Regions from separate parts of the Homo sapiens genome. Here region 2 is linked to region 1. Evidence: chromatin loops called from intact Hi-C (ENCODE). Cell type or tissue: lower leg skin. All regions are shown on one strand.

Evidence for each region. A loop is a pair of places that touch in the nucleus more often than their neighbours do. Peaks named below come from ENCODE experiments on the same cell type or tissue, not always from the same donor. Only the 100,000 strongest peaks of a DNase experiment are listed, where the experiment ranks them.
Region 2: it touches region 1 in a loop (6-fold over the local background); 25 of 110 quality-filtered maps call a loop at or near these places.

The regions. Positions count from the first base shown.
Region 1 is chr9:76,805,051-76,810,050 of GRCh38, reverse strand. All of the region lies in intron 6 of PRUNE2 (prune homolog 2 with BCH domain), which reads left to right. Among named protein-coding and RNA genes, the nearest start is that of PCA3, 43 kb to the right of the region's middle. In lower leg skin, no CTCF peak of the experiment used is centred here; no DNase peak of the experiment used is centred here.
Region 2 is chr9:77,008,963-77,013,962 of GRCh38, reverse strand. No RefSeq gene overlaps it. Among named protein-coding and RNA genes, the nearest start is that of FOXB2, 8.2 kb to the left of the region's middle. RefSeq lists enhancers at 1,256-1,756, 1,757-2,257. In lower leg skin, no CTCF peak of the experiment used is centred here; a DNase peak (open chromatin) is centred at 1,879.

The sequences.
Region 1 (5,000 bases):
GCTTTTTATCCCAAACCAAAAGGGAAACAGTCATGTTGAACCTTCCTGCCCGTGAAGCCCAAACAATGAAGCTCTCAACCTACACTATAGTCATTGACACCACCAGCTCAGTCTACAGCCAATCTGACCAGTTGATGTGTCCTTGGGACACCAGGGTTGACAAGGAGGGCTTGAATGCATGTACTCACTTTATCCATCCACTTAATCACCCATTAACGTGGTCATTTGTCATCAAACATTTATTTTATTTTTAAATCCTTTTTTATATGTATGAATTTATGGGTTACAAGTGCAATTTTGTTACATTCATAGATTGCATAGTGGTCATATCAGGATTTTTTGTTTGTTTGTTTGTTTTGATGGAGTCTCACTCTGTCACCAGGCTGGAGTGCAGTGGCACGATCTCAGCTCACTGCAACCTCTGCCTCCCTGGTTCAAGTGATTCTCCTGCCTTAGCCTCCAGAGTAGCTGGGACTATAGGTGCGCGCGACCACGTCCAGCTAATTTTTGAATTTTTAGTAAAGACGGGGTTTCACCATGTTGGCCAGGATGGTCTCGATTTCTTGACCTCATGATCCACCCACCTCAGCCTCTGAAAGTGCTAGGATTACAGGCGTGAGCCACTGCGCCCAACCCTGGGCTTTTAATTCATCACCCAAATGACATACATTGTACCAATTAAGTAATTTCTCATCATGCAGCTCCCCCTCCCAATCCCTTCAATAAAAAAATTATTGAGTAGCTATTATGTCCCTGAAATAGAGGTTAAATATTGCAGTGCAATGGTTTCTGTCTTCCCTAAGCTTACGGATGATTGGCAATTATAATTGGCTCTAATGGGCCACTACCTATACGAAAGAAGCACATAGCCTAATTTGGGAAGGGGAGGTAGATCAGAAAGTGCTCCCTTGAGAAGATGATGTTGAAACTAAATGTAAAGGACATGCAGAAGTTGGCCACGTAAATGAGGTTTGTTGTGAAGGAGGGGGTGGTAGAAGGTGGGTGGCAAAGGAAAAACATTCCAGGCACAGAGAAGAATATGAACTAGGAGGGAGGAGAGAGAGCATGGTTATTGATGTTGAGTTAAAAGCAGCAGTGAAATGGACTTACCCCTAGTGTTTGGGTCCCTTCTGGATTAAGCTCTGGGAAACCTGGTGGGTTGACTCATGCTGTACAAAGACAGGAAAGAATGCAAATGGGAGAATAATGAGCAATGTACGACAGGCTGTGGCAGGCGTGCATTGAGGACTGTGAGGGTGACAACAGAGACTGGGATGCCTGCCTTTGGCTGATGGGTGGTGGGGGGACCGTGTAATCCAGTTAATTAGTGAAGCACTTGCCTGATTCTTCCTACTCGGTCCATCAGAGATAGAGCTGGAGTCTTTGTCTCTTGATCCAGAGTAAGCCAGCACGGCAGGATGAGGATCTTCTGACAGATTATTTCAGAGTGTGTAGGAGATGGAGAAGGCTGGGTGATGAGAGGGGAGCAAGAATAATGTTTGAGTATCAGAGGATCTGGAAAATAGGCTGAGAGCTTCAAATGTAGATCAAGTTTAAAATCCCTTGAACCATTGGGAGGAGCCCCAGAGGCACAACCGGACTCAGATTGGGCAAAAGAGATGGGAAGGACATGTGCAAACCCAAAAGGCACTTGTTGGGATATCCCCACACAATATCCTAACGTGATACAATGTGAAATATGAGGTTACAGAAAATGAGCCTCTTAACTTTTGAAACTTTGAAACCAAGTCAACAGTCCTTTTTGTTTGGTGACAGAGACAACACAAGCATCACATACCTTTCATCAAGTTAGAAATTTAAAACAAAGCAAAGCAAAAAAGCTGGAAGGTGTTTTTGTTTTTGTTTTTTGACACAGAGTTTCGCTTACTCTGTTGCCCAGGCTGGAGTGCAGTGGCATGATCTCGGCTCACTGCAACCTCTGCCTCCCAGGTTCAAGTGATTCTCCTGCCTCAGCCTCCCGAGTAGCTGGGATTACAGGCACCTGCCGCCACACCAAGCTCATTTTTGTATTTTTAGTAGAGACGGGGTTTCACCATATTGGCCAGGCTGGTCTCGAACTCCTGACCTCAGGTGATCCACCCGCCTCAGCCTCCCAAAGTGAAGGGATTACAGGCGTGAGCCACCACACCTGGCCTGTAAGTTCTTTCTAATGGAGAAAATGACAGACAGACATCAGTATGTGCTCGATTGTTTTATAATTTTGTTCTGCTACCCAGCTTCCAGTGGGACGAGAGCTTTAGTTAATTCTCCCTAATTGTAAAGGGAATCTCCCTCTAGCTGCAAAACAAGAATTCCTAAGGCCCTTTCCTGGTCCCAGCTCTGGGTTTTCTCAGTCTGTGAAAATGCCATGAACATCACACTGGTCCCTCCTCTCTCCCTGTGTCTATCTTGGGTGTTTCTCAGGATTAAACATGAAATGGATGCTCAAGAGAGAGCATTAATCCATTTTTACCACTCTGCTGTTTGAATCTTCAAGTAAAAGATAAATTCTAGTTCCCCATATATGATATTATTGTGTATAATTTGTATAATTACCTCTTTATTATATCATGGTGTGAAATACTGAGTAGCTGCTGACCACCAGGGAATTTGTGAAGTGTTGCAAATTGCTGACCCTTCCTTGACAGAAAGCAAAGATCATAGTACAGGGAGGTCGAGGCCAGGCATTGTGGCTCATGCCTATAATCCCAGAACTTTGGGAGTCCGAGGTGGAAGGATCACTTGAGACCAGGAGTTCGAGACCATCCTGGGAACATAGGGAGATTCTTATCTCTACCAAAAGAAATTTTTTTTTTTTTTAAATTAGCCAGACATGGTGGTGCTAGCTACTTTGGAGGCTGGCTGAGGTGGGAGGATGGCTTGAGCCCAGGAGTTTAAGGCTGCAGGAGCTGTGGTATGCCATTGCACTCCAGCACTCCACCCTGGGCAACAAAGCAAGACCCTGTCTAAGAGAGAGAGACAGACACACGCGCGCGCGCACACACACACACACACACACACACACACACATTGTATGAGGTAGTGGTTAAAGGTATGGAATCTACTTGGGTTGGAGTCTTCGCTCTGACACATACCGGCTTCTGATCCTCCACCAGTTACTTAACCTCAGTGTGTTCCGTCTTTGAAATGGCATCATACTAGTAACTACTTCCAAGGATTACCCTGAGGATTAAATGGGTTAATATTTGCAAAAAGCTTAGAGTGGTGCCTGAGGCCGGGTGCGGTGGCTCACGCCTGTAATCCCAGCACTTTGGGAGGCTAAGGCAGGCAGATCACGAGGTCAGGAGATTGAGACCATCCTGGCTAACACGGTGAAACCCTGTCTCTACTAAAAATACAAAAAAAAAAAAAAAAATTAGCCGGGCGTGTTGGTGGGCACCTGTAGTCCCAGCTACTCAGGAGGCTGAGGCAGGAGAATGGCGTGAACCCGGGAGGCGGAGCTTGCAGTGAGCAGAGATGGCACCCCTGCACTCCAGCCTGGGCGACAGGGCGAAACTCCGTCTCAAAAAAAAAAAAAAAAAGAATGGTGCCTGACACATGGTAAGCCCCTCATAAGTGTTAAATTAAATAAAGCAATTATTTGAAACTGCCTATCCCCAAAATGTTTACAGACAGAAAACCTTAGAGTCTTTCTGCACGGAGTCCAGTAACACCATAACAGTGTATCCGAAAGCATTTTTCAAGTGCAAACTGAAGAAACATCCAAATTGTTACTTGCTTTTATCCTGATTTCTCTTAGCCTAGAGTAGTGGTTTTTAAAGTCTAGTTTGCATAGGAGTCATCTGGAGGGCTTGGTAGAACACAAATTTCCCAGGCCCCACTCTCCCACTCTTACAGTTTCTGACTCAGTAGGTCTGGGTTGGGGCCTGAGAATTTATATTTCTAGTAAGTTCTCTGGTGATGCTGATGCCGCTGGTTCAGAGACCGCACTTTGAACCACTGGTTTAGAGAGAGTTGATTCAGGTTTCAACTTTTGGATGCATGCATATACACAGATACTGAGGAAGGGAGCTCCCCTTCATTGAGTACCTACTATGTTCCCAGTACAGTGGTAGGTGCTTTACATGAATTATCTTCTAAAATTCTGACACCCTTCTAATGACATAGGTGATTATATCTATTTTATAGGTGATGAAGACTCAGAGAGAGAAAATACTCTACCTGAAACCAGAAAGTGGCATTCCAGTCCAGGGACATCTGATTCAAAAGTCCTGTTCTTACTTCATTATTCTATGTTAGGTCACAGAAGAATCAATTAATTGTTACCATTGATGATTACCTAGTCCATAGTAGTCTGGAACTGCCTGGACAAATTAGCCAGCTGTGGACACAATTTAGTAGTTCTGGTGTCAGAAACAGGAAAGCCCGTGTTTCTTTAGCTACTGCTGTACAATAGCACACCAGAATTTTTATGTTTTATTTTTTATTTTGTTTTGAGACGGAGTCTTTCGCTGTCACACAGGCTCCAGTGCAGTGATACTATCATGGCGCACTGCAGCCTTGACCTCCCAGGCTCAGACGATCTTCCCACCTCAACCTTCTGAGTAGCAGCTAATTAAAAAAAAATTATTTGTAGGGATGAGGTCTCCCTATGTTGCCCACGCTGCTGTTGAACTCCTGACCTCAAGTGATCCTCCCACTTCAGCCTCTCAAACTGCTGGGATTACGAGTGTGAGCCACCGTGCGCAGCCACACCACAACTTACTAAAACAATGTAGTATTCTCATGATTCTGCTGGTCTTGCCTGAGCTGACTCGTGGTAGGAGTCGGGCTAGGACAGGCTAGGACTGGCTGATGCAGGGTGGCCTCACTTGCATGCGGTGGGGGGCCTCAGCTGGGAAGGCTGGAACAAATGCGGGGGCAGCTGGGCCTCTCTCCCCATGTGGTCTTTCATCCCAGGCTTCTTATGTGGGAACAGAAACCTTCGAAGATGTCAGAAGTGAGAACTTTGGGGGCTGAGACTCAGATGTCCCACAAGA
Region 2 (5,000 bases), 200 kb before region 1:
TACAGTCCACCCGCGCCTCACACCTCTTGGCCAACATCCAGAAGCTTTCCTACGGGCCGTGTCTGTTTAGGTAGCGGCCACTGACAACCATAACCACCAAATAAATAACCAACGATTAAAAATTAAATAACTTTCTTGCGCTCCCTCCGACGACTAATAACAAAGACTCCGCACATCAGCAACCAGGTGTCGCGGTTAAACTCCTGACAGTAACTGTCTTCCTTTTCAGCCAGCCAGTTCTGGAATACATTACATTAATTAAGTCTTTGGTGATTTAGCCTCCTTGGAGAGAAGTCCAACAATGTAATTAAGAGCATACTGGCTATATTAGATATGAATATTCAAAACAGTGTCAATTAATTAGCCAACAGATCTAGCTCACTATGCTTCGAAAGCCCCTGAAGTCCTCTAAGATACATTTAAAGGGTCATCGGCGGGGAAAGGAGAGGGGGGTAAAGAATATTAAAGAGGTGGGTCCAGATGATCTCTTCGTTCCACATAAACATTTTCTAATGATGGCGATTTATAACGTCCCTGACATCACATACCGCACCTTTGGGCACGTGGGTGCCCGCCCATGTCTGTGTGTGTCTGGTGGTGGTGGTGGAGTTGGGGGGGCGGGGCGGATGTTGTTGATCCATCAGAGCAAAGATCTTTTATAATTAAAGTGAGGAGGCATCCAACTGGAAGGGCCTTCTTAGAGGCACCAAGAGGCTATCCATTGTACATCCTCTCAGACATGTTAGAAAGATAAATATTAAATCTGCTATCACAAAGGGAGCTGTTAAATAGATACTAAGCTGATATGCATAAAAAATTAATTAGGTAGTTTTCTCAGCATCAAACTCCTGGACAAATAACTACTTGTAAAGTACACCTTCTGGGCATATTGAACATATGCTGGAATTATCCTTAATTGACTAATTACATAAATTACTCATTAATTTTACAGCACATCAATTATAAAAGATATATCAATTAATTTTGCATAAATTAAGACTGGAATCTCCCTCCCCCCAAAAAACACAAGAGAGAGGCTGCTGTAACAAAATATGCAGAGAGGGGAGAAAAACAATGTTTGTGTATTTGTAGATTGCAATAATAATTTGTTCTGCTCTGGGCAGAGATTTTCTTAAGGAAAAACATCCTTGGCAATTAAAATAGTCCTAAAGACCACTTACGATGTGATCATGCGTGCACCAAGGCGAAACAGACCATTTAAATCAATTAGGACTGCTCTGATGGAAAATGAGGGCCTGGCAATGACAAAGTACTCAGACATTAGTAATCACAAATGATTTAACATCCACATTAAATGCCTGACTGGGTAGTAAGGCTTATTTTCCTAAGTCAGCAGGGTGCCCGTAACGAAGTTATCTCTGGGTATCCCAAAGTAGACTTCGGCAACGATTTCACACACAATTGGTGGAAATTAATTTGACACCTCTCTTCAACCTAACTCCTCCAGCCTGCTCGTTTCGGGCTCTCCTAAGCGGCTGTTGGCCTCCTCACCTCCTCCCTCGTTTCCTTAAAAAGGTCATTAAATGCTTCGTCACGAGCCCAGCCGTGGGGCCCTGCTCCTTCTGTTTTGGGTTTCTCCTCCCCTGGTGGGACTGGCGGCTTTCAGAATACAGACTGTGTCTCGGCCTAGGCTAGCGGGTCGAGAAGGTGATTTCCAAGGGGTGAGCAAAGTCTGAGACCCCCGGCTCCTTGACTCTTCCTGGCCCGCCCTCCGCAGTCTGCCAGGCTGAGGCTGAAAACACGAGTTTCCAGAAAGGCTTTAGGCAGGCTGCGGGCGCCGGGAGGGAAGCCGGGAGACCGCTGCGCCCGCTGCGCCCGCTGCACTTTGGCAACGAGGCCTGCGTGATTTTAGTCAGCAGGGGGCGCTGTCTCCCCTGGTCGCCGCCTTAGAGAGGAAGCCGCCTTCGGTGCGGGTTTTCTCCGCACAGCGATGGAGGTGGAGAGATGTGAGTTTCCTGGGGTAGCGGCACTTCTAGAAATGCCAGGCTATGGTTCACTGGTTTCCCTTCTGTGTGAAAACCCCAATCTACCTTGATTTGTGCCAACCATCTGTAATGCTTTTCATAGATAACTTTAGACAACATCAAATCAAACGGTACTTGAAATACATCCCAAATTTCCTCTTGGAAGTTGTGAACTTCGAAGTTGCACCTACAAATATAGAGGTGCTTTTCCAAAAGAAACAAAAACTTCCTTGAAAGGAATCCGTAGTCATTATTTAATGCCAGCCCCACGTGTGTATTGATAATTATTGACAATAGAAATATAGAATTTTCTATGTTGTTAAGAAGCCTTTCAACGATATAAGTGGGAGATTCAAGTTATATAGAATCATATGGTTCAAAAATTTTGTTTTTATATTCTTTTAAGTATTTTGTATTCATAGTGATCATTCATAACTCTGAAGTAAAATAAATCAGAATGACAGACAACTGGATGTTGGAGAAACAGAAAGGTTTTACTTTCAAGAGATGCCTAGTTTGGTGGATAGTAAGTTTATGATCAGCAGATTCCCAATCCCACACTCATAAATTGGTTGTGTTAAAAATACTTTGTTTTAAAACCACTATGTATTTCACTCAAAGTGAAATTTCCCCTAGGAATAATACTGTAACTGGTAGATAGGATCCCAGCTAGTTGGTACTGTTCCGCTTTAAGTCCTGTTAAACCAGTAATGTATCTAAAAATTTGAATTTCTCCTTTGAGACTGATCACAACCCTAAAAGGTCCTTTTCTTATCCCCTTCTGTTGCTAGTCTCCAAAGATACTGGCTCCCACCCCCATATTGGACCATGCCTTCTGGAATTCATGCCCTTGTGCAGTTTCTTCTCATATTAAATCTGACCCAGTCCCATGGGAACAAGTAGCATGTGGCAGAAGTGGTGCAGTATGATTTCAAGCCAAATCAGAAGGACCCTTGCAGCTTTTGCCTTGCCCTTTTAAAACACACACTCTGGGGTGGTGGTGGGGATTGGGGGGTGGGGGGGCAGTGCCAGCCAACAGGTAAGAAGTCCTACGGCTCACACTGTGAGGAAATCCAGTTTAGCCAAGGAGAGAGAGAGAGAGAGCTTGGCGGGGGAGAGAGAGAGAGAGCGCGCACTCTTGGAGAGAGAGAGATGCCTGATCAGCCACCAGCTCTGCCAACCATCCCAAGTGAGATGTCATATGTGGTGAGTAAAGGAACTGTCCTGGATGTCCAGTCCAGTTAACTTCTAGATAATTTCAGCCTCAGTTCTACCTGACTGCAACTGCATGAGAGACCTTAGTCAATAACCTCCCTGCTGAGCTCAGTCAATCTACAGAAACGCATGGGCTAACAAACCATTGCTGTTCAGGCATTATGTTTAGGTGTGATTTATTACACAGCAGTAGATAACCAGAACATACATTGTCCTGTCTCCCATTCTTTTTCCTATACTATTTTTTCTTGAATCTTATTTCTGCTACAGTTTGAATCTGGCTACTCATGTGAGCTAGCCTGGGAATCTGAACACTAGTTAGAATATCGAGGCTGGGATTGTGTGCCAAAGAGATTGGCAAGGAGAGTAGATGAAGGAGACTGCAACATAATTAGACATTTCTATTTACGCTTAGGAAACAGTTACGAGAAACTAAATACTGCTCTTCCTCGGAGCTTCTCAGGGGCTGGCACTGGAGGATACAACTGTCAGTAAGTTCCTAAGTCACGTGCTCAAAGAGAAGTGCCTCTATTAGAATTTCTATCTCAATCATGTGCATTGTTTTAATTAAAGGTTTTTTTCTAATATTCTCAAACAACAGATATATAATTGTATTTATAGTATGGAAGACAATTAAATTAGAATCTTTTTCAAGATAAAAATAGTGTCTTTGAAATTGCTCACATTTCTAGAGAATAATGGTGCTATGATCAGTAGTTTCTGTTCCATTAGCTTCTCCTTTCCAACTAGGCAAATCAATAAACTTTATAGTGTTTGTTTTTCACCTTTTATTGCCACCATTTATTCAAGTGCAGACTTGCCATTGTAACTTGTACTTCTGGATAGGCAGTCATATATTTGCTTTGTTATATTGATAAGATTTTTTTTTTTTTTTTTTTGAGATGGAGTCTCGCTTTGTCATCCAGGCTGGAGTGCAGTGGTGTGATCTTGGCTCACTGCAACCTCCACCTCCCTGGTTCAAGCGATTCTCCTGCCTCAGCCTCCTGAGTAGCTGGGATTATAGACACACACCACCAAACCCAGCTAATTTTTGTGTTTTTAGTAGAGACAGAGTTTCACCGTGTTGACCAGGCTGGTCTTGAACTCCTGACCTAGTGATCTGCCTGCCTTGACCTCCCAAAGTGCTGGGATTATAGGCGTGAGCCACTGTGCCTGGCTAAGTTTTTTTTTTTTTTTTTTTTTTTTTTTTAGCGCAACTTGTGCTGGTCCTTTTGTGAAGCAAGAATATTCAAGAGTTTATAGATATAAAAATATCCTCAGCTCTTACTAAAGAAAAATCATCTTCCTATTGTTCATTGTAGTCTCATCTTTCAGATGGAAAAACAGATAAAATCCCAGACATTCCCAAAGAATGGGCTTCATAAGGTTCAAGTAGATAGCTGGTATGGATTTTAATTGTCTTCTAAATCATCCTTTATGCAGGGAAAGCCTAACATGTTTGAGTGATTACTTTTTGTTTGGCATCCAATAGTGCCAAAATGGACTTTGGCATCAGACTGATTTGGTTAATTTTAGGTGCTTTTTTTTTTTTTTTTTTTTTGAGACAGAAGCTTGTTCTTGTTGCTCAGGCTAGGTGCAATGGCATGATCTCGACTCACTGCAACCTCCACCTCCTGGGTTCAAGAGAGTCTCCTGCCTCAGCCTCCCGAGTAGCTGAGATTACAGGCACCCACCACCACCCCTGGCTAATTTTTGTATTTTTACTAGAGTCGGGGTTTCACCATCTTGGCCAGGCTTCAGTCTTGAACTCCTGACCTTGTGATCCACCCACCTCAGCCT